2 separate regions of the Homo sapiens genome follow, and region 1 is linked to region 2. A link is a loop called in an ENCODE intact Hi-C map of the cell type or tissue named here. Cell type or tissue: sigmoid colon. All regions are shown on one strand. Links, peaks and the distances in the headings refer to the core of each region. The heading gives the core; the rest is flanking DNA.

Region 1 (10,283 bases), core at 787-8,786, 50 kb before region 2:
ACCAACAACGGAGGCATTTTATTCTTGAAGACACTGAGAAAGGTGGCGAAGGCCTGGCTGTGGAGAGAAGAAACAAGGGGCGCCCTCTCCTCCCTCTTCTGTTTCTCTCCACACTGTGGCTCCCACTAAAACACATTTAAAGCCAGTTCTTGAAGGGTTTTCTCCATAACTGATGTGTCAGTTTTGTCTGACAATTCATTTTTCAAATAATCATCCATTTGGGAAGTGCTTTTTTGTAAAATTCACATTCTAAGAGAAATTTTAAAAAACTAAATCCTCTAAAACACGGATATATCTACAAGAAGACAGCACCACAAGACGCTATCAGGTCCCATGACTCAGCCCTAGATAAGCTCTTCGAAATAAGAGGGAGCTCATCTGTCCAACATCTCATCAGTTTCATTAACAACTCCCAATCCAAGCCTGTCAATTAATGATAAACCGTTGTTTATGTAATGAAACACACAGATTTTTCTGACTTACCGCTTCTACATAGATTCATCGTGTTTATTTATGACTTCTTCAAGAAAGACAGAGATTGAGTGAGGTATTGCAGTCACTGCTGCAGAAATAATCAGTATTTAGCATTTGGACGGCACTTTCCTTGACAAACACCTCACTACCCGTCACTTAATTTAAATTTATCACTAAAGTGCCAGCGGCTTTCAGAAGCTAGCCATTGCCCTGCCCCCAAGTCTGTCATCACACTTCACTGTCAGAGAGAAGCCTCTGAAAATGGAAAGATCCCGGTATGGCCCCCTGTAGGATGGAGCTCAGGTGCTCTGGTTTCTAGGCCCCATCACCATTGCTGAAGCAGGGAGTTACAACTTAAAATCTAATTTAGAATTACATTCACTATGAAGAACCGAATTATTTTAATTACTGAGCTGATAGCCTGCTTGTGACCTGCAATGACTGAAGGACATTTTTAAACATAAGACAAAGCAGAAAAGTCATAGGCATGTCCACGTGTACCCTAGGAAAGAGAAACTCCTCCTCCAATGAATAAATGTAAGTGAATAGAAATAAAGTTGCTTTCTAATTACATCCCACAGACCCAGCCTGCAAGAGAGAGGTCCAAAACCAGTTGCCACTCACCATATAAAGAGCCAACCCAGGGAGGGAGCACATGTGTCCCTGACCTCTGTCCCAGGCTGGAGAACGGACTGTCCCCTCTGGGAAAACCTGACCAGACCAAGAGAAAATGCTGACGGATACAGACAGCTGAGAGCTGCCAAGGGAGACTGCGTGGCCCGGTCACCCCACAGCAGCCCCATGTGAACAGATGGTCAGGAGTCAACAGGAGGATGCACCATGAAGGACAGAGATCAAAACGGGAAAAGGAAAACAGACCAAAGACAGGTGGAGAGCAGGAAGGAATTCCAGTAACTGTAAATACTGTCTTCAGAGAGAAAAGATACGTCACCACTAAAGAACTGGAAGTCATGAAAAATGAACAGTTAAAAAAAGAGGATCTGGGAACTTAAACTCTGAAACAATTTTTAAATTCCATAAAACTTGTACTAGATAAAGTTGGTAAACCTCACAGAAAGTAAATCAACAACAAAAAGAGATCTAAAAGGTGAAAAATAGGAGAAAAAAGTATAAGAAAATTGGAGAAGTGGTCTGGAATGTTCAACACCAGAAATAATGTGTTCAAGGAAGAGACAAGATAAAAGACTGAGAAGAAAAAATTATCAATCAAAGAATTCCAGAAAATGTCTTAGTGTTTTACTCCATTTGTACTGCTCCAACAAAATACAGGAGACTGAGTACTTTATAAAAAACAGAAATTTATCTCTCACAGTTCTGGAGGCTGGGAGTCCAAGATAAAGCACCAGTGGGCTCAGTGTCTGGCAAGGGTTGGGACTCTGCTTCCCAGATGGTACCTTGTGGCTGGGCCCTCACGCGGCAGGAGGTGAAAAGGTAAAAAGGCAAACCCAGGCCCTCAGCCCTTCCTTAAGGGCACTGATCCCACTGTGAAGGCTCTGCCCTTGTGACTTAGCCACGTCCTTCAGGCCCCACCTCTCAATACTATCACCTTGGCCATTAAGTGTGAACATATGAATTTGAAGGTACACTTTCAGACCACAGCATTCAGAACGCAACACAGGTTTCCAAATGAAAAGAGCTAGCACAGAGATAAAAACGAACCTACATCATATTGTCCTGCAATTTCAGAAAGCCAAAAATGAAGAAAAGACCCTGAATGCTTCAAGATAATAAAGAAAAAAGAAGTGTATCGCTTGAGGATGGGGGACGAGATTGCGATTGAGCTTCTCTAGAACAACATAGGAGGCAAGCGGAAAATGAAACAGTGTTTTCAAAATTCAGAGAGAGCTTTAAATCCAAAATATATTCTATAACCAGAGAAACTGTTAGTCAAGTAAAATGTGAAGAGAAATCCTTATTTCCTATACACTCATTCTCCTGGAGGAATTAAACAAACAAACAAAAAAGTGTGATCCAGGAAACAGCACTGCAGTGCAGGTGAGAGGTGAAAAGAGTGTTCGGGATTAAGGTGAAGACGGAGCTCAGATGCTGCACACCTGTACTGCATGCCCATATAATACACCTACACAGCACACCTGCACAATATACCTGCATACCACCCCTATACAGCACACCTGTACAATACACCTGCATGGCACACCTACATAATATACCCCCACAATACACTTTCACAGCACACATGCATAATACACCTGCATAGAACACCAGCACAGTACACCCACACAGCACACCACTCAGCATTCTTAGTTTAAAAATAAGTTTTACTTTAAAGGTAATAGTACACACATAAATTGATGTTAAAATCGACAGTAACAAAGAGAAGTAACAATACTAATAGCCTGTCACAAACTGATTCTTAATAACCTATATAAACAAACATTAAGCCCGGGCGCCGGGTGGCTCATGCCTGTTATCCCAGCACTTTGGGAAGCCGAGGCAGGCAGATCACTTGAGGCCAGGAGTTCCAGACCAGCCTGACCAACATGGTGAAGCCCAGTCTCTACCAAAAATACAAAAAATTAGCCGGGTATATTGGCACGCACCTGTAATCCCAGCTACTTGGGAGGCTGAGGCAGGAGAATCCTTGAACCCAGGAAGCAGAGGTCGCAGTGAGCCGAGATCATGCCATTGTGACAGGAGAGAAACTGTTTCAAAAAAAAATTATATGTTTACAACAGGTGCATTCCTCCTCTTGCTTTCTGAGGACGCCCTGCTATGTAGCTGAGTAGTTGCTAATAAACTATCTTAACTTCACTATACTCTGTGACTTGCCAAAAGGTCTTTCCCATGTGAAATCCAAAAACCTGTTCTTGGGGTCTAGGACAAGACCCATTTTATAATGACAAAACTATACAAATTCTAGAGGAAAACATGGAAAGAAAGCTATGTGACCTTGGGTTTGGCCATGAGTTTTAACACGACACTATCAGAGGCATTTGAACCCCTCCTCTATATGAACTCCAGGGTGGTTTATGTTCCACTGGCTAAGAGAAAGTTTTCTTCAAAAATGTGACATGATTTGAGGTCAAACATTAATATCAAGTAAACTCAAAAGATTGAGAAGCTAGCATTAGTTCTGGGAAAACCAGAAGTGTGCCTTTTTTTGGAAATAATCATTGGTAGCACAAACTTAAGAATCTCCAAAGGAAATAAAAATGAGTTATTAACTTACAGTTTTCACCAATTAAGATATAAATGAAGCTAATGAAATCCGGAAATACAATTTCACTGTTTTTAATGTTCATTTAAAAAAAAAAATCCTTATCAAATAGCCCCAGTAAGTCACCAATTAAGTCTTTACTACTTAAAAGCAAAATCCACCTATGTCCTGAACACTATCCACTTTACAAGCCTCATTATATGTACTGGAGACAAAATTCAGAAATAAATAAATATATATGTACATATATACAAATATATTTCAAATTAAAAAATACTTTTAGAGAGTGGTATGTATTACATTTAGAAATTAATAACGAAGTAAATTATGGGATGTCATCCACGCCTGTCCCAAAGGTACCGAATTTATAAATCATCTCAGGTGCGGAGCAGGACAGGTTGAAAATAGGAATGACATGAACCCGCGCGGAACAGCTGCCGGCGCGGTGTCCAGGGCGGCACCCCGCCCGGTCCCGGCCCCTCCAGCCCTGGGCCCGACCCCTACTACGCCTCTGCCTCGACGCGAACGCGGAGCCCGAGCGCGCGTCACGCCGTGTGGGGCCGAAGAGGCTGCTACCCAGAGGCGGAGTGCGGGCTCGCGAGGGTCCCCACCCGACTCTCGCTCCCGCCAGCACCTACGGACTCGCGTCCCCGCCGCGCGCCGACTCGGGAGCAGCACCGCCCCCGGCACAGGAGCCTCACGCGCCTCTTACCTAACAGGAAGTTGGGTGGAAGCAGCGCGGACCCACGGCGCACCGAACGCACTCCAACAGAACCCGACGCAGACACGCGCTTTCAACCGGCGGAGACACTGGCAGGGCCAGAAACGCGCGCAGCGGGGGCGGGAGGTCGGTAAGCTCCCCGCCCCTGCCCGAGACCCCGCCCCGGCCCGGCCCGGCCCCGCCTTTTTCTCTGCCTCCCCTCCCTGCACGTACGCGCCCCGCCCCTCGCGCGACGTTTTTTGTTGACCCGGAAACGGATTATCCGGAGCCAAGGTCCGCTCGGGTGAGTGCCCTCCGCTTTTTGTGGCCAAACCCAGCCACGCAGTCCCCTCCCTGCGGCGTCCTCCACACCCGGGGTCTGCTGGTCTCCGCGGATGTCACAGGCTCGGCAACCGCCCTCCTGTCGGCGGGGAGTCCCGCGACGCCCGGAAATGCTCCGAAGCCTGTCGCTCAGCTGCCAGATCTGCGTCTGTGTCCGGTTCCGTCACTGAGGTCGCCCCTGTCCGGCCCTTCCACCCTAGTTCTCTTCACCGTCCGCCCATCCTATCGCGCGCGGCCTCAGGTCCCCATTCGGCATGTGGCTTGTCTTCCATCGTCCCCACCCTCGCCCCTCTTGGCCCCTCAGGGCAGCCCTGGGATTCGGCAGACGCCAGTCCTCCCTGAGATGCTTCCCCGTCCTTCCCTCCGCCAGGCCCTACGTCTCCGCAAACCCCACGCTTCGGGGTGGCCGCCTCAGACAGGACCCTGAGTCCGAGACTGGGGTAGGGGACCTGCCCGATCCTGTAACAACCCTCGTGCTTCTGCACAATCGCCTCCCACTAGCGGTGACTGTTGGGTGTCTACCTTCCCGGTGTCCCACTGAGAAGCGGGCTCCTCCTTGGCAGGGGCTTCTTCATTGCCTCGCTGTGGATGTCGAGGTGGGGCAGGAGAGTGAGGAGAAAACAGAGAGGAGGGAGGTAGAGCCAACGAGCGAGAAAAGGGGAGGGAAGTTTAGATGGGAAGTGGATGGGTCTGAGGAATTTGAACAAACACCGACAGTGAAGGAGAGTGACCTGAGCAAGCAGTAGTGGGGTAAATGGAAATAGACAAAATGGGAATCAGCAGAGATATGGAGGACAGAATACAATGAGGAGGCCTTGACCGTCAGTAGCAGAGAGGGCAGCAGAAGCCTAATTCCCAAATTCCTTAGTGGTTTTCTGATTTCCAAATTAGTTTCCCTTTTAAATTTATTGTGTCAGGTTCAGCTTATGAGGCCTCAATACTTTTCAGTCTTAATTGTATATTGAAAATACTTTTTGTTTACTAAATGCTTTTTACATTAATTCAGTGTGCACTCCGTAAGGATATTGATGATTTGAGTTAGTTTAGTATTCAACAGCTTCCTCTATTCCTTTGTATGATCTCTGTATTTAATGGCTGTGGCATAAAGTTTCCAACTAAGTATAAGTATCAAGTTTTCTTTGTGATGTTTTCTGCAAATATTGAAGGATGACCTGGATTGTCCTAGAACTTTGTTCCAACAGATTACATGTGTTCATAACGAATAAATTGCTCAAAGATATTTCCAAAGCTCACCTTTTATGTTTTTCAGTTCCAATAATTACATCTTTTTAAGGTTTATATTTTTTGATGACTTAATGTGATGTTCTGGAGAAGACAAATGCTTTTAATCAATATGATTAAAACCGTGAAAGACAAATCGCTGTTACTTAAGAGTGTGACATATGATCTGAAGTCTTTAGGGGGCAGGGATGTTAAGGGAAAACTGCCGCTATCGTATCAAGGTCATGCCATTCCTGTGAAGCTGGTGCTGGTTACTCTCTACTGGCTTCTGTTCACCTTTCCACCGGCCCCAAGACACACACATACTGACACAAGGCAGTGGATAGGGAAAGAGCAAGACTTTATAAAGTAAGCACAGAACAAAGGTATCTTTCTAATGAGGAGGAGGTGTTGGTTCTGGGAAGGAAGCTTGGTTTTTGGGTATTCAGGATCCAGAAGTGAGAGAGCCTGGGAAGTTCAGGAACCAGAGAAAGAAAAAGACTTGCCCATTCTCACCCATGACCCTGTGCTCAGCAGGTACTAGCAGAGACTTCAGGCTCTGTGACTAAAAGGGGTCAGACCAGTTGATATACCCACAGCTGCCATGTAAGGATGTGTGTGGACTTCACTAGGGAAGAACGGTGTTATGAAAGAAGGGGCAGAAAAACTCACCTGTTGGTCTCCATGTAGACGTTTATTGTCCTGAATTCCTGGAGGTTCAGTGAAAAGCAGAAGATTGTCTTTTACACATGTTGAGTTATGCCCCCATATATGTGGTTGTGGTAAAGAAAGAGGATGTGTTGATGAGAGGTCCTGAAATGCATTTTCCTAATACTCAGCAGGGGCTTCTCAAGAAGGATCTTCCCTAAGAAAGAAGCTCAGAGAACAAAAATGGAAAAGGATTAGATATGGCACTTTCACTGGAAAAAGTCATGTTATTCATTGATTGTTTTGTCATCTCCCTCCTTAAGTGTTGTTTTTAGGATGTGGTAATCTCTGACCCTGCCTAACACATTTCCCAACTCACCCATAGCCTTCCCTTAACGTCCTCCCATCTTCACACTATCACACTGTGACCCAGTGAATTCGAACTTGTGAAGTTCCATTCGGGGGATCATATGGGAAGGGCTTCACACCCAGACATAGATTATAGATGGGAAGTGGGCCACATGGTGTCAGTGAGGCAAGTATGGATCGTTTAGGGACAATGCACTGTCAGATCTTTGTTGACCATGATTAGAGAAACTGTGCATATTAGTAGTGAATTAATGTCAGGAATACCTGACAAATCCTGGAAAAGAAGATTGATGAGAGGAAATGTGTTCTGCCCAACTGTATAATGCATTTGAAGCTTAAAACAATGAATCAGTATTGATCTGGTCACAAATTATTAATGATTTGAATTAAAAAGAAAAGTTTAGAAAATGATAGCTTTGACAAATTAAGGTAGCATTTCATCCACACGATGGAGTGTGTTTTATTCAGTAATTGATTTAAAAATGGAATCAACCTAAGTGTCTAACAGGAGGGAGTTTTATAAATTGTTCACAGAGCATCTGTTCCAAGGAGACCTTGATGTTCATAGATTTGTAAAGAATGCTGCTTACTAGCACACTGACTCCTCTGCAAATGTCTGAGGGTTCCTCCACTTGGGGCAAGTTGGGGGTTTGATCGCAGAGTAAATAAATGGTGCATTTTATAATGTAATATATTCTAGCAAGATGCAGCCCACAAACTGTATAGATACTCTTATGTACCACGTAAAGTACATCTACTACTTTAACCAGAACTTGATACTGTATGTATGTTTTTTTTTAGATTTGGATAAAATGACAACTCATTGTTATTTCCAGTTCACAAAGTAATTGTGAGGCTGAATAAATTTTATTATTTTATAGACATATATGTAAAATGAATTTTTCTATGAAACTCATTTTTGATGTATATTAGATGCTATTTTATATTCTGTAGTTTAAATATATGTACGCACACACAAACACACACTTCGGTGTCTTATTATGTTTCTGCAGTGAAACCAAAATCCTTCCTTCACGCCCTTTGATTTTATGTTTTCCTCAGGAAGGCAGGAGCTATTGTATATGATAAAATATTATGTTTTATTCAGTCCACTTATGAAATTGTTTAACATTGTTATAAATATTTATATAACTTATTTTAAATTTCCAAATAACATAGGTTACATGAAATTTGACAACTTTATTTTTTTCTTTTCACAACTATTTTGACTGTATACTCACCAAAAATCAAAATTTAGACAAAATTGACTTTTAGACTAATTCTCATTTTTTACATGTAAAAGACCACATGGGACTTTTAAGTCTAGGTTGCCCTGAGTCTACAGTCACTGAGGTTTTATGTCACTATGTCCTCCATTCTAATAATATGATTTTCAGGCTTTATTCATGTCATTTTTATATCCTCATTGAGTTTTAAAATTTATTTACATGGGTCTACAAATTTATTTCAAATCGTAGTCATAATATTTGGCTGTTGTAAATAGACACTGATTTTGTGTGTTTGCTTTTTTTAAGGACTAATGTTGCTGGACAGGCAGGTATTAGAGACAGGGTGGATCTGCTGGACAGGCAGGTAGTATAGACAGGGTGGATCTGCTGGCCAGCCAGGTAGTATAGATAGCGTGGATCTACTGGCCAGGCAGGTAGTGTAGACAGGGTGGATCTGCTGGGCAGGCAGGTAGTGTAGACAGGGTGGACCTGCTGGACAAGCAGGCAGTGTAGACAGAGTGGATCTGCCGGCCAGGCAGGTAGTGTAGATAGCATGGATCTACTGGCCAGGCAGGTAGTGTAGACAGGGTGGATCTGTTGGGTAGGCAGGTAGTGTAGACAGGATGGATCTGCTGGACAGGCAGGTAGTATAGACAGAGTGGATCTGCTGGACAGGCCGGTAGTATAGACAGGGCGGATGTGCTGGCCAGGCAGGTAGTATAGAAAGGGCGGGTCTGCTGGACAGGCAGGTAGTGTAGACAGGGTGGATCTGCTGGGCAGGCAGGTAGTGTAGACAAGGTGGACCTGCAGGATAGGCAGGTAGTATAGACAGGGTGCATCTGCTCGACAGTTAGGTAGTATAGACAGGGTGGATCTGCTGGACAGGCAGGTAGTGTAGATAGTGTGGATCTACTGGCCAGGTAGGTAGTGTAGACAGGGTGGACCTGCTTGACAGGCAGGTAGTATAGACAGAGTGGATCTGCTGGCCATACAGGTAGAGTAGATAGCGTGAATCTACTGGCCAGGCAGGTAGTATGGACAGGGTGGATCTGCTGGGCAGGCAGGTAGTGTAGACAGGGTGGATCTGCTGGCCAGGCAGGTAGTACAGACAGGGCGGATCTGCTGGGCAGGCAGGTAGTGTAGATAGGGTGGACCTGCTGGGCAAGCAGGTAGTGTAGACAGGGTGGATCTGCTCGCCAGGCAGGTAGTGTAGATAGCGTGGATCTGCTGGCCAGGCAGTTAGTATAGACAGGGTGGATCTGCTGAGCAGGCAGGTAGTGTAGACAGGGTAGATCTGCTGGATAGGCAGGTAGTATAGACAGGGTGGATCTGCTGGACAGGCAGGTAGTGTAGATAGGGTGGACATGCTGGACAGGCAGCTAGTGTAGACAGGGTGGATCTGCTGGACAAGCAGGTAGTGTAGACATGGCGCATCTTCTGGGCAGGCAGGTAGTGTAGACAGGGTGGATCTGCTGGCCAGTCAGGTAGTATAGACAGGGTGGATCTGCTGGCCAGGCAGGTAGTATAGACAGGGTGGATCTGCTGGCCAGGGAGGTAGTATAGACAGGGTGGGTCTACTGGACAGGGAGGTAGTATAGACAGCGTGGATCTGCTAGCCAGGCAGGTAGTGTAGATAGCGTGCATTACTGGCAAGGAAGGTAGTGTAGACAGGGTGGATCTTCTGGCCAGGCAGGTAGTGTAGACAGGGTGGATCTACTCGGCAGGGAGGTAGTGTAGACAGGGTGGACCTGCTGGATGGGCAGGTAGTATAGACAGGGTGGATCTGCTAGACAGGCAGGTAGTATAGACAGGGTGGATCTGCTGGATAGGCAGGTAGTGTAGACAGGGTGGATCTGCTGGACAGCCAGGTAGTGTAGACAGAGTGGATTTGCTGGACAGGCAGGTAGTGTAGACAGGGTGGACCTGCTGGACAAGCAGGTAGAGTAGACAGGGTGGATCTGCTCGCTAGGTAGGTAGTGAAGACAGGGTGGATCTGCTGGGCAGGTAGGTAGTGTAGACAGGGTAGATATGCTGGATAGGCAGGTAGTATAGACAGGGTGGATCTTCTGGAGAGGCAGGTAGTGTAGACAGGGTGGACCTG
Region 2 (10,283 bases), core at 1,273-9,272:
ATTTTATTTAACCTGATACATCCAAAATATTATCACTGCAGTATACAATCAATATAAAAAATTATGGAGATTTTCTTTTCCATGCTCAGTCTTAGAAATCTGTGGCATATTTTATGTTTGCAGAACATCACAATTCAGACTACCCACATTTCAAAGATTAATAGCCACATGTGGCTACAGGCTGCTGTACTATTTAATAAAAAGTGCATATCTAGAGTCTAGCCCCTTGCTTTATAAAGTGTGATCTACCATCCAGCAGCATCAGCATCACCTGGGATCTTGTTAGAAATGTAGAAAGGCAGCCCATCTCAGAACTACTAGAAGAAATAAATTTAACAGGATACCCAGGATTGGAATGCATAGCAAAGACTGAGAAGCAGTAAATTAGATCACATATAGCTTGGGAGTCTTACAGAATTGCTATTGCCATTCAACTATGATATGGTATTATCCCACTGACTAATATAGAACACTGTATTTAAATAACAATAGTTTTTCTATGAATCATGTTTTCTCTACACTGTCCAATGCAATTTTCTACAATGATGAAAATCTTCATATATGTGCTGCACAAAATGGCAGCCACTTGCCACATGTGGCTGTTGAGCACTTGAAATGTATCTGGAGCAAATGAGAAATTGCATTTTAATTTAATTAATTTTAATTGATTTAAACATGTGGCAAATGACTATCATACTACATAGCACAACTCCAGGGGAATTGGTTACTATGTCACAGTGTCATCTCTAGGAGAATCCTTAGGACAAATTTGGAAAGTTCTAGTCAAGATAATCTTTCGATTAACTGTACTTCTTCTGTTTTTTTGATTTTATGAAGTCATATTTACCATCTTACACTGGCTAAGGGCAAATTTGCATCTTACCTCTAAGGAAGCATAATGAAAGTTACAACACGTGCTTTGTGTGTATTAATATTATTCCAGCTTATCATCAATTAAAAATACCAATATCTAGACCTGTACAGGCTTTTTAATTCTCTGAGAAGGACCTGGATACTCTGGAGAATACAAATCTGTGAGGAATAATGAGTTGATTAATGTCAACTTTCCCAATCCAGATTTGCCTAAAAGAAATAAGGGAAAATATCTGTTAAACTCACCCACTTTACTCAACCTTAAATATTCAACAGATACTGTAATTGAACTTGCTTTATGCAAGTATTTCTTGGTGAGACAATGAAATGACATTAGAAAATATGCTACAAAGAATAAGTATCTTGTCCTCAGTTTCTTAGCTATCAAATTAAACTCACGTTTCCAAGGATTCTTTTCAGCCTTCTAATTATACCACTTATATTCATTAAAAGTAATGTATCTAATAATTACATTTTTAACAGTAATGTATTCCCAAAGAAAAAAAGTCAGTCATTATTTAAAAATCCAAGTTGGATTATATATCACTGCTTCAGTGAAATAAAGTTTTTCTTTATTAATAGACAATAATGAATGAATAATAAACAAGAAATCATGCAGCTATAAAAAGCAAAAATCTGCTAATACAAAGAATAATTAATCACAATGAACATCTCTGTATAAAATTCTAAATCACAAAAAATACTTTCTAATTTTGCCGCCCATCAGCCTAAATATAAGGGTGCTTCTCCACAAACCAGAATCCAAAAAATCTTAGGTAATTACTTTTTCTACCACTTCTACTCAAGGTAGGAGGTAGACACGAAGGAAGCTAGGGCATGATTTCTACTCTGACCACATACTCTTTTTTGACTCTCCGTGTTTAGTCCAATATACATAGTCCAGTGTATAGTAATTATTACAAGTATACCAAAATATAAATGGCTTCAAGGTATATATAACCTAAGGTTAAAACAAATTATAAATCAGATTATGATAATTAACATGGCACAGAGTTAAAGTATTTATTGTTAATAACTCACTTAGCATAATAGGCATGTTTAGCCTAAGTAACTGGTGTCATAATATTTTTATGCCTAGGAGGAATTCTTTTTATATTAGCTCTCAAAAGAGATAAGATTCTCTCCACGTGGTTTGGGCTTACCCCTTTGACTGAGAGCATGCCACTTTTTACTAGAGGTTGATGTATGACTCAACTTAGAGTTGAGGATGAAAAGTGGGGATCATAGCACCTGCCTATACCCTGGTACAGATCATATGACGTTGATTTATTTATTTGTGGAGTCAGGGTCTCGCTGTGTTGCCCAGGCTGGAGTGCAGTGGTACGATCATGGCTCACTGCAGCCTTGAACTCCTGGGTGTGGTGGTGCACACCTGTAGTCCCAGCAACTCTGGCAGGCTGAGGCAGGAGAATCGCTTGAACTCAGGAGGTGGAGGTTGCAGTGAGCCGAGATTACGCGACTACACTCCAGCCTGGAGACAAAGTAAGACTCCATCTCAGGAAAAAAAAATTTTAAATTAAAAAGTTCTAGTATCTAAAATGAGCAAAATCGCCAGGCGCGGTGGGTCACACTTGTAATCCCAGCACTTTGGGATGCAGAAGTGGGTGGACCATCCGAAGTCAGAGGTTGAGACCAGCCTGCAGTGAGCCGAGATTGCACCACTGCACTCCAGCCTGGGAGACAGAGTGAGACTCCATTTCAAAAAAAGAATTAGCCAAGCGTGGTAGCATGCACCTGTAGTCCTAGCTACCGGGGAGGCTGACGGGGAAGGATTCCTTGAGCCCGAAGGTCAAGGCTGCAGTGAGCCTTGTTTGCACCACCTCACTCCAACCTGGGCAAGACCCCATCTCAAAAAAGAAAAAAAACCCACAAAAACAAAAAACAAAACAGAACAGAACAGCATCACTTCCTTATCATTAGTTTGAAGGAAGTGAATTGCCTGTAAAAGTTTCCATTTTCAAAAAAAGTGTTAAAATATAGTGTAAAGCCAGGCACGATGGCTCATTCCTGTAATCTCAGCACTTTGGGAGGCTGAAATGGATTGCCCCTGGAGGTCGAGGCTGCAGCTGAGCGATTCTCCCGCCTAAGCCCGGCAAGTTGCGGAGACTACAAGCGCGTGCCACCATGTCCAGCTAATTTTTTGTATTTTTGTAGAGAAAGGGTTCCACCATGTTGCCCAAACTAGTCTGGAATTCCTGAGCTCAAGTGATCCACCCACTTCCGCCTCCGCCTCCCAAAATGCTGGGATTAAAGGCGTGAGCCACCGGGCCTGGCCCAATTACTTTCTTCAGTCTGAGCATGAGTGCTGGAAGAAAAGCTCTCACTTGCATATAATTTTTTAGAGACAGAGTCTCCCTCTGTTACACAGGCTGGAGTGCAATGGCGCAATCTCAGCGCATTGTAACATCAACCTCCAGTGCTCGATCGCTTATATAATCTCAGCTCACTGTAATCTCAACCTCCCGGGCTCGATCGCATATATATACACACATATATTTGTTTGTTTAGACGGAGTCTTGGTCTGTTGCCCAGGCTGGAGTGCAGTGGCGCGATCTCCGCTCACTGCAACCTCCGCATCCCGGGTTCAAACAATTCTCTGCCTCAGCCTCCCGAGTAGCTGGGATTACAGGCACCTGCCACCACGCCCGACTAATTTTTGTGTTTTTAGTAGAGACGGGGTTTCAGTGAAACCATGCTGGCCAGGCTGGTCTTGAACTCCTGTCCTCGTGATCCACCCGCCTCGACCTCCCAAAGTGCTGGGATTACAGGTGTGGGCCACCTCGCCCAGCCGACTGCTTATATTTTTAAAAAGATGTTTTCTTCATTTCCTAGCCCCTTCTACCCCGCTACAAGTTTCAAAGACTTAATGCTATTACAAAGGACCGTCAGAGGTCAAGCTCAGGGGTGCAACTCCCTCATGCCGGGCAGCCTCAGGGGGCCGACCCTACCCAGGATGAGCGGCGCCAGGTAGCCGGGGACGCTCCCGGGGATCCCCGGGCCCTGGCTGGGGGAGGCGTTGTGGAGCGCACGTACCCAGGCTCAGATGAGGCGAGTGGGCGGCCGGGGCTGCAGCTGGCGCTGGCCATTGAGGAGCTTCTGCGCGACAGTGCGATCGGTTGCACCTTCTGCGACAGGTGCCGGCCGGTTGGCGCGCAGCGCCTGCTAGCGCAGAGTCTGGCCCTTGCTGCGCCCGGCGCCGAAGACCGGGAAGTCGTAAAGCTCCTCCTCGTGGCTTATGTGCGGCGGCGGCCGGGCAGAAGCCTAGCGACACAGAACTGCCAGCTCAGCAGCCGGTTACATCCCGCCCGGCCACCAGTAGGCAGCGTCCGCTCATGCGCGCTCCTGGAAGAACCAGCAGCCCCCACCGCGAGTTCTGATTGGCTCTGCGTGAGTGGTAGTCCCCTGTGACGTCACAAGGGTGCGCCTTCCGTGACGTCACAAGGGCGGGTCTTCGCCGACACCATAGAGGTGGGCCGTTGGCGACGTTAGAGGCGCGGGTGTTCGGCTACATCACTGGGGCGCCATGGTGCCTGGAGCTGGGCAGTTTTCTCATCAGAGTGGGGACTGGTAAGAGTGACCTCCCCGCCAGGTTCTGTGTGTTGCCGGCTGAAGAAGGGTAGCTGAAAAATTCAGACCCAGCACAGTGTTTATGTTGGTCAAAAATAGAAAACTATGTCTGGCGCGGCCGAGGCGGGAGGACCCTTCAGGCCAAGAGCAGCCTAGCAACATGGCGCAACCCCATCTCTGTAGTCCTACCTCAGCCCCCCAGCTACTTGAACCCAAAGGTTCAAGGCTCCAGTGAGCTATGATCCCACCACAGCATTCCAGCCTGCGAGATTGAGGTAAACCCTGTCTAAAAAAATTTAAAAAACTATCCAGGTGTGCAACAGGGAGGGACTGCTAAATAAAACATGAGGCTGGCTGGGCCCTACTGTAATCCCAGCACTTTGGGAGGCCGAGGCGGGAGGATGGATGGCTTGGGCTCAGGAGTTCGAGACCAGCCTGGGCAACATGACGAAACCCCGTCTCTACAAAAGATACAAAAATTAGCCGGGCGCGGTGGACACCTGGCCTAATTTTTGTATTTTTTTCTAGAGATGGGGTCGGGGGGTGCCTCGCTATGTTGCCCGGGCCAGTTTCGAACTCCTGAGTTGAAGCAATCTTCTCACCTTGGCCATCAGAGTTGTCGGGATTACAGGCGTGAGGGACAGCGACCCACCTGGGTTAGGCTACTTAATAACATAAAGTGCTCCGCCAGGCTCAGTGGCTGACACCTGTAATCCCAACACTTTGGGAGGCCGAGGCGGGTGGATCACCTGAGGTCAGGAGTTGGAGACCAGCCTGGCCATGGTGAAACCCAGTCTCTACAAAAAATACAAAAATTAGCTGGCCGTGGTGGCGCATGCCTGTAGTCCCAGCTACCTGGGAGGCTGATAAAGGAGAATTACTTGAACCCGGGAGGCAGAGGTTGCACTGGGCCAAGATCACACCACTGCACCCCAGCCTGGGCGACACAGCGAGACTCCAAAGTTTGACACCAGCCTGGGCAATGTAGTGACACCCTGTCTCTACAAAACAAACAAACAAAAACCCAGGCATAACTGTGTCCACCTGTGGCCCTAGCTAGTTAGGAGACTGAGGCAGGAGGATCACTTGAGGCCAGGAGCTCAAGGCTGCAGTGAGCTATGATAATCCCACTGCTTCCCATCCTGAGCAATAGAATGAAAGCATGTCTCTAGATAGATAGCTAGCTAGATAATTGATACGTAGTTTTGTATCAAATTTTTTCCCTAGATTTGAGCATGTTTTTCTAAAGTAGCATTCAACACATCAGCATTTTACAGTGTTATTATTTGTTAATATGATTATGTTTTTCTGAAATACAGTGTCCTTTACAAAAGCAGTTTTGTCTTTCAAAGCGCATAGATAAGGCCCTCAAGTAAATTTGTCTGATGTTGCCGACCTTGGTACCATTTTGTCCACTTGATTGAAAAGCCAGTCAATAATTTCAGGTCACTGTTGGCCTTAGAAGAAGAGCCCAAAGGCAACAAGCAAAGGCGCTGGTGTCCAGTCGCCTTCTAGAAGCATTTTCACTTTCCCTTAAGGTTTCCCTTGATGAACATAGAAGTACTGTATGTAGAATTGACCCAGTGCTGCCCTGGCAACTTTGTATATTAGGCCAAATTTACATTTCTTAGCTTTATGAGAGGCACCCTGGTAGGCTAGTGGAGTTACACACAAAGTCTGATCTCAGCTGCACTGTCCAGAAATGCAACACGGTCCAATCAAATAACATTCTCTGAGCCTGTTTCTTTAGCTGTGAAAGAAGAATAACATACCCATCTAAAAAGGCAGCTTATTGTATTTGATTGGTCTTTTATTTTCTATGAAACTGTGTTTAACACAGTAATTATTTTCATTTGTGTACTACATTTGTGTTGTGTTTTTGGTTTTAGTTTTGTTTTTGAAATGGAGTCTTTTTTTTAGTGGTTTTTTGTTTTGTTTTGTTTTGTTTTGTTTTTGAGATGGAGTCTTTCTATTGTCACCCAGGCTAGAGTGCAGTGGCGTGATCTCCGCTCACTGCAACCTCCACCTCCCAGGTTCAAGTGGTTCTCCTGCCTCAGCCTCCTGAGAAGCTGGGATTACAGGTGCCCACCACCATGCCCAGCTAATTTTTAAAATATATTTTTAGTAGAGATGGGGTTACAACATGTTGCCCAGGCTGGTCTCAAACTACTGACGTCAAGTGATCCACCCGCTTTGGCTTCCCAAAGTGCTGGGATTATAGGCATGAGCCACCGCGCCTGGCTTGTTTTAAAATAAGGGTTTCTTGGCTAGGCATGGTGGCTCACACCTGTAATCCCAGCACTTTGGGAGGCCAAGGTCAGTGGATCACCTGAGGTCAGGAGTTCGAGACCAGCCTGACCAATATGGAGAAACCCTGTCTCAACTGAAAATACAAAATTAGCCAGGCGTGGTGGTGCATGCCTGTAATCCCAGCTACTCAGGAGGCTGAGGAAGGAGAATTGCTTGAACCCAGGGGGCAGAGATTGCAGTGAGCTGAGATCGCACCATTGCACTCCAGCCTGGGCAATGAGCAAAACTCTGTCTCAAAATAAAAAAAAGATTTCTTAAAATGATATTTTCAGTATTTTATAGATGATGTGTAAGCAGCAAGCTTAATAGGATGTTACCCGACACTTTGCGAGACTGGCAGCTGATTTGATCCAGATGTCTCTAATTCTTTTTTCTTTTTCTTTTTCTGTTTTTTTTTTTTTTTTTTTTGACAGAGCCTTGCTCCGTCCCCCATGCTGGAGTGCAGTGGCAAGATCTCGGCTCACTGCAACCTCCACCTCCCGGGTTCAAGCGATTCTCCTGCCTCAGGCTCCCGAGTAGCTGGGATTACAGGCGCGCGCCACCATGCCCAGCTAATTTTTTGTATTTTTGGTAGAGACAGCATTTCACCATGTTGGCCAGGCTGGTCTCGAACTCCTGACCTTAGGTGATCTGCCTGCCTCGGCTTCCCAAAGTGTTAGGATTACAGGCGTCAGCCACTGTGCCTGGCCCAGATGTCTCTAATTCTAACATGAGATGTATTGCAGGATCATAGCAGAGTGAGTTGCTGATGTATCCAGAAGGAAATGAGCATGGAACACTCACGACAGCTGTCCTGAGAAGTGTGTGTGTGCTGTGCTTGAATATCTCACTGCTCATTTATACACAGGCTTTCTGGTGACTGAGTTAACAGTACCTGTTTCATAAATAATGTAGCCCTCTTTCTTTCTTTCTCTCTCTCTCTCTTTTTTTTTTTTTTTTGAGACAGGGTCTTGCTCTGCTACCCAGGCTGGAGTGCAATGGTGCAGTCTCAGCTCACCGCAACTTCACGCCTGGCTAATTTTTTCTTTTTTTTTTTTTTTGAGACGGAGTTTCGCTGTTTTTGCCCAGGCTGGAGTGCAATGGCACAATCTCGGCTCACCACAATCTTTGCCTTTTGGGTTCAAGGGATTCTCCTGCCTCAGCCTCCCGAGTAGCTGGGATTACAGGCATGTGCCACCACACCTGGCTAATGTTGTAGTTTTAGTAGAGACGGGGTTTCCCTATGTTGGTTAGGCTGGTCTCAAACTCCTGACCTCAGGTGATCTACCCACCTCGGCCTCTCAAAGTGCTGGGATCACAGGCATGAGCCATCACTCCTGGCCTAATTTTTGTATTTTTAGTAGAGAGAGGGTTTCACTCTGTTGGCCAGGCTGGTCTTGAATTCCTGACCTCAAGTTATCTGCCTGCCTCGGCCTCCCAAACTGTTGGAATTATAGGCGTGAACCACCATGCCTGGCCAGCTCTATTTCTTTAAGCCTACATGTTTTGCAAGTATTTGAACATACAATTACTCAGCTTCCCTTGTTTACGCGTGAATTTTGTAGAATCTTAAATATTTTTTCCAATCTAAGCTTTATTTTATCCCGTTTCTTCTATATTTGTATAACTTTAGGCGGCTATCTTCATTGAAAGTTTTTTCTCAAAAGCCTTAAGATAGAACATAGTTCTTGGCAGCAATTTGAAAGTTATTTGAGGAGAAGGGGAGACTTACAATGATGATTCAAATGAAGGAAACTAAAAAGTAATGAAGCAAGGCAGAGGAAAAAGCAGTACTCACTTGAGCACATCCCAAAAGAATAACATTTCAAATGTAACTAGAAAAAAGTATGCTGAAGTTCGCAATACAGAAATAATTATTAATAAGATAGCTTTAAAGCCCTGCTCAGCTTTTGAATGTTGGGAATTGACCCAGAGGTGGCTGTAACCTAAGATGGTTCCTTCAGTAATGACCATTTTTTCTTTTTCAAGATGATGATTATTCCCCACCTTCTAAGAGACAAAGACCAACGAGCCACCACAGCCACCAGTCCCAGAACCCGCCAATGCTGGGGAACGGAAAATGAGGGAGTTCAACTCTGGTAAGTTCTCAGCGAAATCCATGACCTTTTCCTTTATCTTCTGGACTCTCAATGTGACTGATGAAAGTTACCACATGCTCTGCAGGGGGAAATGGTTTAGCATGTGTTACTACATCTTAATCACATCTTTGTAAAGCCAGGAGCATTTTACAAGTCACGTTACAGACATTGTTTAAACATAGTCTGTATTTACCAAAGTATAGGACATTGTATCATCTCATATTAATTAGTTAGTTGGCTCAAAATTAGTGCTAATGACTTAGTAATTCAGTGATTTCTGTTAGCTTTAAAACCTTTATTTCAGAACTATTTCACCTCTTGGTTTTCATTTTTGCGGTGTGTCACTGCCTGCCGGCTGCTAATTTATTAACTCCCAGTGAATCATGTCCTGTGAAGGGACTGAATATTAGTGGCAATTTATGTTGATGATTTGTATTTTGAATAAACAGTTTGAATACATAGAACATTAAGCTTGTATACATTTTGAAAATAGTATTTTAATATTCTACTGTGTCATAGTTACAATGATTGGATATATATTGAATTTATATGTACTTTAAGTTGTTATATGTTTATGGTCTTTAGCATTCTAACGTGCAATTGTATATCTGTTAAGCCTTTTTTTTTTCGAGATTAGACTGATTTATTGAGGCGTCTGTTTGATGCCACATTAAGTGGCCCAGGCTTTGTGTAGGGGTTGAGGTAAAAGCAGGAAGAAGGGTGGTGAGAGGCGGGGCACCAGGGTTAGGTTGGAATACCTGGGGGTGCTCTGAGGCTCCCCAAGTTTCCCTGGTCTTGGCCGGCTGTGCTGCTGGCCTGGGCATCTGATGGGCCTGCAAGGGTGGTCCAGGGGCTAGGGCAGGGACTTTGGAGTCACGCCGTTGGCTTTGAATCCAGACTCCTACACTTGGTAGCTGTGAACTCTCCATGCCTCAGGGACCTGCAGAACTGAGCTCTGTCTGAGCCAGGTTCCATCCAGGCACTGCGCATCCATCCAGAGGGGCACTGCCTCAGGCTGCTCGCTGTTCACTGCCTTCTCAAGCAGACCCTTGTCTCCTTCTAGGCCCTCACAATCCAGTGGAGGAGACGCAACTCATCTGCCTCTGTCCCTCTGGGCACGCCTCATGCCAGGTGCATCTGTGGACAGGGGCCATGCTCCTGGGCTTCCAAAGTTGGAGAAAGCTGCCAGGCTCAGGTGGGTACATCACAGCAGCTGCTGCCCTCTGAACACAGTGACAAAAGAACACTCTGGGCCTGGAGCCCTGGTCTGGGGCATTGGGCAAGGCTGTTGCACTTCTCTGATCCCATTTCCCCATCTGGAAAGTGCGCTGATTGTATCTCCCTGTGGGCACTGAGGGCTCAGTGTTAGTTTGAGAGCCAGCATCTGGGGTTTGGGCTGTAATTCCCCGTCAGCCCCATAGCTGCGGGGAACCA

What was found. Hi-C counts contacts between places; a loop is a spot of excess contacts. Peaks named below come from ENCODE experiments on the same cell type or tissue, not always from the same donor. Only the 100,000 strongest peaks of a DNase experiment are listed, where the experiment ranks them.
Region 1: a loop joins it to region 2, with 7 times the contacts of the local background. A loop is called at or near these places in 4 of 110 quality-filtered maps.

What each region holds. Positions count from the first base shown.
Region 1 is chr1:821,878-832,160 of GRCh38, reverse strand. It overlaps LINC00115 (long intergenic non-protein coding RNA 115), which reads left to right and starts at 4,639. Exons shown (of 1, transcript NR_024321.1): 1 at 4,639-5,955. LINC01128 (long intergenic non-protein coding RNA 1128) reads right to left here and starts at 4,570. Exons shown (of 4, transcript NR_047524.1): 1 at 4,386-4,570; 2 at 3,057-3,158. RefSeq lists a silencer at 4,347-4,576 and an enhancer at 4,617-4,946. In sigmoid colon, for the core only: no CTCF peak of the experiment used is centred there; a DNase peak (open chromatin) is centred at 4,600; H3K4me3 peaks cover 1,804 bases; H3K27ac peaks cover 1,174 bases.
Region 2 is chr1:772,737-783,019 of GRCh38, reverse strand. LINC01409 (long intergenic non-protein coding RNA 1409) reads right to left here and starts at 4,222. Exons shown (of 6, transcript NR_187359.1): 1 at 3,928-4,222; 2 at 884-1,083. It overlaps LOC100288069 (a long non-coding RNA gene), which reads left to right and starts at 4,386. Exons shown (of 20, transcript NR_168328.1): 1 at 4,386-4,736; 2 at 8,740-8,849; 3 at 9,913-10,044. RefSeq lists an enhancer at 4,100-4,669. In sigmoid colon, for the core only: no CTCF peak of the experiment used is centred there; DNase peaks (open chromatin) are centred at 3,199, 4,309 and 5,069; H3K4me3 peaks cover 1,730 bases; H3K27ac peaks cover 871 bases.